Regions from separate parts of the Homo sapiens genome. Here region 1 is linked to region 2. A link is a loop called in an ENCODE intact Hi-C map of the cell type or tissue named here. Cell type or tissue: tibial artery. All regions are shown on one strand. Links, peaks and the distances in the headings refer to the core of each region. The heading gives the core; the rest is flanking DNA. Region 1 has its middle 40 kb from the start of SLC4A7. Region 2 has its middle 91 kb from the start of SLC4A7.

Region 1 (5,380 bases), core at 251-5,250, 51 kb after region 2:
GCTAAATTAGAAAATTGGTTTGCTGAGAAATTAAGTAACAATAATTTTTAATTTAACTGGTATGAAATGCAAACCAAGTGTTAGGGCAATATGAGTCTGGTTTCCTGTCTAGAAAACCAACATGAAAATATTTTTCAAAATGTTTCTTTTCTGTGCGTGAGTATCTTTATAGAAACAGCTGTGTAAAATTTAGCATAGCTCTCTTGCTTAAACCTGTGGGGTTACTAATTTACATTACTAATGTTTGGTTTATTTATTTATTTATTTTTCTTTTTGAGATGGGGTTTCGCTCTGTCACCCAGGCTGGAGTGCAGTGGCAGGATCTCAGCTCACTGCAACCTCTGCCTCCCAGGTTCAAGTGATTATCCTGTCTCAGCCTTCTGAGTAGCTGGAATTACAGGTGCCCGCCACCATGCCCGGCTAATTTTTGTATTTTTAGTAGAGATGGGGTTTCACCATGTTGGCCAGGCTGGTCTCAAACTCAAGCTCAAGTGATCTGCCCGCCTCAGCCTCCCAAAGTGCCTGGGATTACAGGAGTGAGCCATCATGCCCGGCCCGGTTTTATTATTTATTTATTTATTTGGATTTGCAAATTACCTGATTTTCTCTAAAAGAAAATATGTGTATTTTCTGGCTCTGAAATATGACTTTTGTAACCATAGAGCAAATATTTCTTTACCTGCTAATTTTGTTTAATTTCACTAGCATGTATATTTTATTTTACAGTTTTGAAGGAGGCATGCACTTCATTCTGAACAAAGAAATACAAACCACAGCATGATAAATGGTACAATATTAACTGCCTTAAAATGATGAAATTATGTCAATGTTGGAAGTGGAGTAGGGTTATAATTGTTTTTAAATGCAAATACCGTTAGGTTTTCTTTTTCTTTCTTTCTTTCTTTTTTTTTTTTTTTTTTTTGAGACAAGGTCTTGCTCTGTCGCCCAGGCTGGAGTGCAGTGGTGCAATCTCTGCTTACTGCAACCTTCATCTCCCGGGTTCAAGCAATTCTCCTGCCTCAGCCTTCTGAGTAGCTGGGATTACAGGCACCCACCACCACACCCGGCTAATTTTTGTATTTATAGTAGATAACAGGGTCTCACCATGTTGACCAGGCTGGTCTCAAACTCCTGACTTCAGATGATCCTCCCACCTCGGCCTCCCAAAGTGCTGGGATTACAGGCGTGAGCCATTGCGCCCAGCCAGGTTTTCAAAGAATTCAGCCTGGCTGTATATGGGCCTTCCCCAGTTCACAGTCAACATGATGTTCTCTTTGGAAGTGCAAATGAATAACCCAGGGAGGTAGGTCTGAGAGCTTTCTGTGGGCAGTTCACTTTTACTTTCTTACAACTACTTCATTGGCAGCCAGACAGATGAGGAATGAGGGACATCTTTCCTTGCATGGCCTCAGGTTTTCATGCTGCACAGGCTGCATTGTGCCTCCGACACAATCATGTGTTCTTCGTTAGCTGAGATGCTCAAAACAAACTAGAGGTCAAACTTTAACTTGATTTGAAGACAAAGTGCAACTTATTCAGATGCTATATGGGGAAGATAACCAGATTTGCTTATTTGGGGTCTGCTGTTTGTCATATAGGTTCCTAGATCTTCACTCAGTTTAATTGTTAAGACACCATTCCCAAAGGAGACATCATAGTGCTCAAATTGGTAAGCCTCATCTGCAAGGTCTTCCAAAAAAATTCTGCTTAGGAGTCCAGCATTTCCTCTGCTGGTATTTGATAGGTCATCTCATTTAGAGAGCCTAGGTCACCCAAAGTTCCCGATTTCCTCAAATTTGTCAAATAGACACTGTGCTTTTTAACTTTCAGAATCTGATTGAGAGAGTGGAGGTACAAGCTGGCACGGCAGGATCCGCAAGCTGTGGCCAATCCGAAGCCCAGCATTGGAGGATGCATAGCAGGGCAAACCCTGTAGGCCACGGGGCCAGGACAAGGGCCTGGGACAAGCTTGGAGGCATCGACCAGGGTGTCCACCTAAATGGCATTTTTGATCATTCTGTTGACTCCATTAACAGAGTCACTGATAGAGTTATGAGGGGCTTAATGAATATAGTATATAGTGAATATAGTGTAATAAACGTGTAGATTGTGGCTGGGCATGGTGGCTCATGGCTGTAATCCCAGCACTTTTGAAGGCCAACACAGGAGGATTACTTGAGGCCAGGAGTTGGAGGCTAGAGTGAGCCATGATCCCACCACTGTACTCCAGCCTGGGTGACAGAGCTAAACTGTCTCTTAAAAAAAAAAATAAAAATGTAGATGCTAATTGCTATCCATTTTCAGCAATGAGAATCCCTTGAATGTTTACAAGGTACCAGGTCAAATTTTGAGACTTGCCATCTGGTAGTGTTCCTTGGATTGCTTGAACTCATACTGGTAAAGGCATATCAGTCATTATCAGTTGTTATTCCATCTTTGTTTGAGAACTAAGTTTGGATTAAGTAACCTTTTGAAAAACCTAGATTTGTTCTGCTTTTTTATTTTGTCCATGGAAAATCATTTCAGTTGTTTTTAGGCCTGGCTTTCTTCTGGGCTTGGCATTTCAGATTTGCTTCTAATCTGTGAATAACTAACCAAATTAATGGGCTGCTTTGAGCATCATTTTTAACTGGAGAGACGGAAATTCCATCATGCTTCAGATCATAAGTCTTGTTGCCAAAAAGTTTCCCCAAGTGACAGCAGTTACGTATTTGAGATTTATTGGCAAGTTTGGGTGTCCCAGAGTGATATGAGTAGGAAAATGAACACTTTAAGGCAAATCCTGAACTGATTCAGAGAGACTGCTCCAATCTTTTGAGGTTACTTGTCCTTATAGGAAGTGTGTGTGTGTGTGTGTGTGTGTGTGTGTGTGTGTGTGTGCTGTCTTCTGGAATTAGGGAAAATATAGCCATTGGTGTATTAGGTTCAATACTGAATAGAAGTTCCTCCCTCTGGTCACAAAAAGAAATGGCCAACATTGCAGTTTTCAGTTCAGTTAAACTCATAAACAAATTTCAAAATCTTTCATCTGAGATATTTTTATGAGTAGGCACAGGGTTTCTGAATGCATCATACAATTGGATCGAAGCCTAGAAAGTCACTCCGGTGTGTTTGAACAAACTAGCCCACGAGTACCATATTTTTTATATTGGAACATTCCTTTGCCTTTTTAAAGTGACCCAGCATCTATCTTATCCGTTTTTCACATTCTGGAGTAGTTGAAGTAGATTTGTCACAAAGTCTTTTCAAAAACTTTACTTTTGTCCTTTTGCAAGGCTAGAAAGCAATAAATCAAGAGGATAAATCTTGGATCTGCAACTCAAACTGGATAAAAAACTTTTGTAGCTTATAGAATTCTCTTTCTCTCACATACACAAACAGACACATATGCACAGTGGGTCAATTATGAGTGTTATTATTTATGGAGTTAACATTGTCAAATGGGCATATTGCATTATACTTATGATGCAGGTAATATATGCATACATACATATCTTGTCTGCTTTAGTTAATCATATAGTGAGATGAACTATGTTGCTATGAGAAGACAGAATTAGGTAAAATACAGTTAATCTGATGATTTCAAATGTTTTCAGAATGACTACAATTATTCAGTCATTAAACATTTGGATATTTCCTAGATGTCCCAGACTCTGTTCTAGGATCTGGGAATATAAAGTTTTTTTTTTGTTTTGTTTTTTTAAAGCTATGTCCCAGCTGGGCACAGTGGCTCATACCTGTAATCCCAGCACTTTGGGAGGTGAGTAGATCACCTGAGGTCAAGAGTTCGACCTGGCCATCATGGTGAAACCGTGTCTCTACTAAAAATGCAAAAATTAGCTGGGGGTGGTGGTGGGCACCTGTAATCCCAGCTACTTGGGAGGCTGAGGCAGGAGAATTGCTTGAACCCGGGAGACAGAGGTTGCAGTGAGCCAAGATTCCGCCACTGCACTCCAGCCCGGGTGACAGAAAGAGACTCCATTCAAAAAAAAAAAAAAAAAAAAGCTATAGGAGACAGTGCATATAAATTATGATTAATGAGACAAATGCTATAAGAAATTTTTGAGCAAAGGGAGTAAAGAGTTAAGCTAGCTAACGTGCATGGGAAAGTTTTCAGAGAAGGAAATCATTTCATTTGAAACTTGAAGTGTTAGTAGAACAAGCCTGGTTTAGAAAGCGGTCAAGTGCATTCCTGGAAGAGGTGCTATAGCACATCAGTAGGATTCAACCAGATCTGATTTCCTTTTTTTTTTTCTTTTGAGACGGAGTTTTGCTCTTGTTGCCCAGGCTGGAGTGCAATGGCACGATCTCGGCTCACTGCAACCTCTGCCTCCCGGGTTCAAGTGATTCTCCTGCTTCAGCCTCCCGAGTAGCTGGGATTACAGACATGCACCACCACACCAGGCTATTTTTGTATTTTCAGTAGACGTGGGATTTCTCCATGTTGGTCAAGCTGGTCTCGAACTCTCGACCTCAGGTGATCCGCCCGCCTCAGCTTCCCAAAGTGCCGGGGTTATAGGCATGAGCCACTGCGCCTGGCCCAGATCTGATTTCTAAGGTGAGCAAAATATAAATTAATTGAATTTTATGAGCTGAGTATTTGTATTTATTGAGCCAATCTTGGAGTCAGACTCCTCTCTCTCTCACATATAACATACCCAAGCTTTTGGCAAATCTATCAACTCTGTGTTCAAAACATATCCCAAATCCAACCATTTCTCCCCATCTTCATGGCTACTAGCCTGGTTCAAGTCACCATCAATTCTCACCTGACTACTACAGAAACATCCTAATTGGTTGTGTTGGTTCTCCGTTGCTGTGTAACAAATTGCCACACACTTAATAGCTTAAAACCACACACATTTATTATCTCACTGTTCCCGTGGGTCAGGAGTCTGAAAATGGCTTAACCAGATACTCAGCTTACAGCCTCCACAATCTGTAATCAAGATGTAGGCTTGCTATATTCTCATCTGAGGGATTGACTAGGGAAGAATTTAACTCCAAGCTCATTCAAATTGTTGGTAAAGTCAACTCTTTGTGGTTGTGTAACTGGAGACCCAGCTTCTCACTGGCTCTTGGCTGGGAGCTATCTGTAGGTCCTAGAAGTGTCTCATAGTTCCCTGCAAGTGGCCCTCTCCACAGCAGTTCACACCATGGTGGTTTGCTTCTTCAGCAGAATCACTCACACTCTGGTCGGCTAAGATGAAGTCTTATGTAATGTAACATATTCATGAGAATGACATCCATCATCTTTGCCATATTCTGTTCATTGGAAGCAAGTCACAGGTTCTGTCAGCACTTAAGGGAGAATATTACACAAGGCATGACTCATTGGAGGTCAACTAAGGCTGTGTCAACCAAATCGGTCTCCCAACTT
Region 2 (5,380 bases), core at 237-5,236:
AGAAAAACAGTCTCGCTCTGTTGCGTAGTTTGGAAGGAAGTGATCTGATGATCACGGCTCACTGACAATTGGCTAAGTTATTTTTATATTTCGTAAAGACAAGGCGTCCCTATGTTGCCCAGGCTGGTCTTGAACTTCAGGGCTCAAGGAATCCTCCTGCCTTGGCCTCCCAAAGCGTTAATATTACAGGTGAGGACCACCATGCCTGGCCTCATGAGTACTCTTGGTCTTTAATTCCCCAGTGGTTCAAGAATTAAGTAATGGATCTGACGTCCATATTAAGGGATTGTCTGCATCTAAGCAGAGGATCCAGGCTTATGATACAGGGCAGGGTTTCTACAGATGGACGCCATGACAGAGGTGTTCTTCTTACAGAAACAACACTCCAGTGTTTTATGGCTACATCGTATGAACTCTGGGACATTATTGTCAGTTTGTGGAGCAGGAAATCTATCTGGGAAGTTTATCACTTTTCCTTCTTGAAGTGTTAAAATGTACATATTGCCCAAGGTATGGAGCTCTCATTAAGGTTCTCTCTGAAGGAGCTTGGACATCAATAATAGGCCAATCTGGTCTGGGCATGGTGGCGGTGGCTAATGCCGTAATCACAGCTCTTTGGGAGGCCAAGGCAGATGGATCACTTGAGCTCAGGAGTTTGAGAACAGCCTGGCAACATGGTAAAACCTCATCTCTCCAAAAAAAAAAAAAAAAAAAAAAATTAGCAGGCCTGGTGGCACGCACCTATAGTCCCCCAGCTACTTGGGGGGCTGAGGTGGGAGGATCACCTGAGCCCAGAAGGTAGAGCCTGCAGTTCGTCATGATTATGCTACTGGACTCCAGCCTGGACAACAGAGTGAGACCCTGTCTCAAAAAAATAAAAGAGAGAGGCCAATCTGGAAACCCCTGACTCCTAGGAAAGTCAGAATTATACCAAGTGCCTTTTTTCCTTCACATAGAAGACCATGTCCCACCTTATTCTAAATTAAACAATGAGTGAGGCTTTGCTGTTGTCTTGTTGAGCTTTGGAATATGGTTCTACACTCCAGTATACTCACCTACCCTCCCACCCCAGCAAAAGTTTTAAAGTCCTATTAACTAAAACTAATCCTGAATTCAGAGATAACATCTGGGATAGTAAAAGGTGAACATGTGACAGTGTAATGCTAATTTTCTAAAGAACAGACAGAGTACAGGACATTACTTTGGGCAAGTAATGCTTTGTCAGGACATAGTGTCTCCCTTACGAAGGGAGCAATGAAGCAGCTAGAACAATGACTGGGCAGGAGCTCTGCATGAGGAGAGTGCAGGAACTCAAGAAACATTCTTGGGTTGCTAATGATCCTGATTCTCACGAGCCAGTTGATTGCAGTTCACTGGGAAGGATTTGTATTTGTATGATACTGAGAAATATATATTTGGTCTTTGACCGTGTGTGCTGGCACACAACTCCTAAAATCCTTGGAATATTCAAAGTGATAAGTGTCTTTCATACACTGAGTTGACTCAAGGCTGGCAGTTCCTAGGTAGTTGCAGGATGGGGGCCTGGTCACCAGAAGGAACAAGGCAGGGTTAGAGGGGATGGGACTTTCAGCTCCATCCCCCAGCTTTCAGGGAAGTGCACAAGAACTCATCCATGTGCCAAGAGAATGTCCCCAACTTCACAGGGACAAAACTGCCGCACTCAAGGACTCTTCTAGAACTCATCCTGTGTATCTCTTCATGTGGCTGTTTATTTGTGTCCTTTAAGATATCCTTTGCATTAAATTGGTCAATATAAGTATTTCCCTAGTTCTGTGGGCTGCTCTAACAAATTAATCCAACCCAAATCGGGGGTTGTGAAAACCCCAAGTTAAAGCTGGTTGGTCAGATGTTCCAGGGGCCTAGATTCATGACTGGTGGGAAGGAGAGGGGGCAGACTTGTGAGATGGAACCCTCATCCTGTGGTTTCTGATGCTATACAGCTGGGATCCACTGCAAAACTGATTGCTTGCATGGTGTGTGGGGAGAAACTCCCACACATTTGCTCACAGAAGTCTTCTGTGTTCGTTGTTGTTGTGGTGTGAGAACAGCAGACAGATGGTTTGAGTTTTTTCCGACACAATTAGGGTTCAACAAAATATAGCAAGGCAATATCCTTTGTGCTCCTATTCCTTTTAGAAATCTTTTAAAGCAGTATGCAGGAAAAAGAAAAGTCCAAGAGTGACTAAAAGAATCTGCAAAGTAAATGAAGGCCAGGGAGGTGCCCACAACAAGCAGGTAGTCTAATGGGGATTTAGATTCTCATTAACACTAGTTTTGGGCCAGGTGCAGGGGCTGACTCCTGTAATCCCAGCACTTTGGGAGGCCAAGGCGGGCAGATCACTTGAAGTCAGGAGTTTGAGACCAGCACAGCTAACATGGTGAAATCTCATCTCTGCTAAGAATACAGAAAGTAGCTGGGCGTGGTGGTGGGAGCCTGTAATCTCAGCTACTCCGGAGGCTGAGGCAGGAGTATTGCTTGAACTTGGGAGACGGAGGTTACAGCGTGCTGAAATCATACCACTGCACTTCAGCCTGGGCAACAGAGTGAGACTCCATCTCGAAAACAAAAAACAAAACAAAACAAAACACCACTAGTCTTGGTCTTTGGTACTAATAAAAATAAAATAATAAGATAAATAAATTATTGCCAGGTGTGGTGGCTCACACCTGTAATCCCAGCACTTTGGGAGGCCGAGGAAGGTGGATCACAAGGTCAAGAGTTCAAGATCAGCCTGGCCAAGATGGTGAAACCCCATCTCTACTAAAAATACAAAAATTAGCTGGGCATGGTGGTGGGAGCTTGTAATCCCAGCTACTCAGGAGGCTGAGGCAGAAAATTGCTTGAACCCGGGAGGTGACGGTTGCAGTGAGCTGAGATGGTGCCACTGCACTGGTCTAGCCTAGGCAACAGAGCGAGACTCCGTCTCGAAAAAAAAGAAGAGAGATAAATGAATTATCAGTAATACATCAGTGTGTGGACATACTACTTCCCTGTTTGACATCTTGAGAAGCCATAGGCCCCAGCTGGGAGAACACATGTTTGGCTCAGAGCTGTGTCTGAACCTTGTCTCCACACCTAAGGAATGGGAGGAGGCAGGCTTTTCAGCTCCTCCACTTTCCCACTCCCCAGTGCAGAGCTCAGTGAGTGACCCAGGACTGGTGCAGAGCCCGTTGTCTCATTGTCACTGGAAATGCAGCAACGCAAAGACTGCTTTATTTCATTTTGTTTGGGGACTAAAAGACAAGAAGATTAAAGCACATGGCACTCGTTTTAAAAACAGGAATAGAACAGATGGGGTACGGAGCATCTACACAATTATTTTATTACTCTTGGGTTGTTACCAATGTTTGCTCCTTCTCAGCACAAAAACACTAGAGACTTTAATGACAGGTGTGTACATGAGTGTGTGTGTGTGTGTGTGCATGCTGACTGATGTGACATTCTCTCATTAGGGTCTTAGAGTCAACCTAGCCAGTCCTAGGCACAGTTATGAAGCAATATCATGGAGCACCTGAATACAAGTTTTGGAAGAGCCCTTTGGAATCATAGTTGCCAACTTCCTCATTTTGTAGTTGAGAATTAAAGTCCAGAGAGATGAGCTTTTTTGGAGAATCATGTAGCTTGTTGATTAAGGTGAGTCATGAGCCCAGGAATCCAGCAAGATACAGTGGAAAGAACACTGGCCTAAGACCCGGTGTCTGGGTCCTTCTACCAGGTCTGCCATCCACTGGCTCACTGCATGATCTTAGATAAGTCATTTAGCCTCTCTGAGTCTCAGTTTCTTCACTTATAAAAAAGACTATAGGCTGGGCATAGTGGCTTTCGCCTGTAATCCTGTACTTTGGGAGGCGGAGGTGGGAGGATCATGAGGTCAGGAGTTCAAGACCAGCCTGGCCAACATAGTGAAACCCCATCTCCACTAAAAATACAAAAATTAGCTGGGCATGGTGACGCATGCCTGTAATCCTAGCTACTTGGGAGACTGAGGCAGGAGTATGGCTTGAACCTGGGAGGCGGAGGTTGCAGTGAGCCAAGATCGTGCCACTGCACTCCAGCGTGGGTGACAGAGCGAGACTCTGTCTCAGAAAAAAAAAAAACAACACATTATAACAACTTAATACGGACCCAGCCCCAGCTTCTCTCAAAGCGTGTGTCATTCCATTTTGCATTGCTATAAAGGAATACCCAACACTGGGAAATTTATAAGAAAAGAAGTTTATCTGGCTCATAGTTTTGCAGGCTACAGACACATGGCACCAGCATCTGCTTCTGGTGAGCCTCCAGGAATCTTTTACTCATGGCAGAAGGCAAAGAGGGAGCAGGTGTGTCACATGGCAAGAGAGGGAACAAAAGAGAGAGAAGAAAGGAGGTGCTGGTCTCCTTCTAACAACCAGCTGTCTCGTGAACTAATAGAACAACCATTCACTCATTATTACTAGGATGGCACTAGGCCATTCATGAAGGTTCTGCCACCCATGACCCAAACACCTCCCACTAGGCCCCACCTCCAACATTAGGGATCACATTCCAACATGAGATTTGAAAGGGACAAACATCCAAACCATATCAGTTTGTGAGAGCAAATGGGTCTGAAAAAAATAAATGATTGCGTGGATGTGGGTATGTGTGGTGTCTATACCAAAATGTAATCTGTGCACTGTTGTGGGAAGAGCTTGGGGAGAGGAGTACCAATTTGTTACAATTATTTTGGTTGGTCCATTGCAAATAATAAATCAGCTCAAACTTGCTTAGGAGGTAGAGAGGGAGGAAGGAGAAGAGAGAGAAAGAGGCAGAGGGGGAAGAACATGGTGGGGTGGATAGAGAGACTGATTTTGACTTATTGATCCTGTAACAGAGAAGTCCAGAGATAAATAGATACAGCTGGATCTAGGAACTCCAGTGATGCCATCTGAGCTCACCCTCTCTCCCCCTTATCTCAATTATCCTCTTTGATGGCTCCATTATTAGGCTCTTCGTGGTGGCTCCTGGTAGATTCAGGCTCACATCACCCTTACAACTTCTAGTCTTATTGGAAAGAATTTCTTGCTTTCTTTCACCCGATTAAAATAAGGGCCTGGCCGGGCACGATGGCTCACGCCTGTAATCCCAGCACTTTGGGAGGCCAAGGCAGGCCTATCAGGAGTTCAAGACAAGCCTGGCCAATATAGTGAAACCCTGTCTCTACTAAAAATACAAAAATTAGCCAGGCGTGGTGGTACACACCTGTAGTCCCAGCTACTTGGGAGGCTGAGGCAAGAGAATTACTTGAACCTGGGAGGCAGAGATTGCAGTGAGCCGAGATTGTGCCACTGTGCTTCAGCCTGGGCGACACAGTGAAACTCCACCTCAAAAAATAAA

What was found. Hi-C counts contacts between places; a loop is a spot of excess contacts. Peaks named below come from ENCODE experiments on the same cell type or tissue, not always from the same donor. Only the 100,000 strongest peaks of a DNase experiment are listed, where the experiment ranks them.
Region 1: it touches region 2 in a loop (2.1-fold over the local background); 4 of 110 quality-filtered maps call a loop at or near these places.

What each region holds. Positions count from the first base shown.
Region 1 is chr3:27,521,556-27,526,935 of GRCh38, reverse strand. No RefSeq gene overlaps it. Among named protein-coding and RNA genes, the nearest start is that of SLC4A7, 40 kb to the right of the region's middle. RefSeq lists an enhancer at 1,020-1,656. In tibial artery, for the core only: a CTCF peak has its summit at 2,821; no DNase peak of the experiment used is centred there; H3K27ac peaks cover 4,262 bases.
Region 2 is chr3:27,572,286-27,577,665 of GRCh38, reverse strand. No RefSeq gene overlaps it. Among named protein-coding and RNA genes, the nearest start is that of SLC4A7, 91 kb to the right of the region's middle. In tibial artery, for the core only: no CTCF peak of the experiment used is centred there; no DNase peak of the experiment used is centred there; H3K27ac peaks cover 2,148 bases.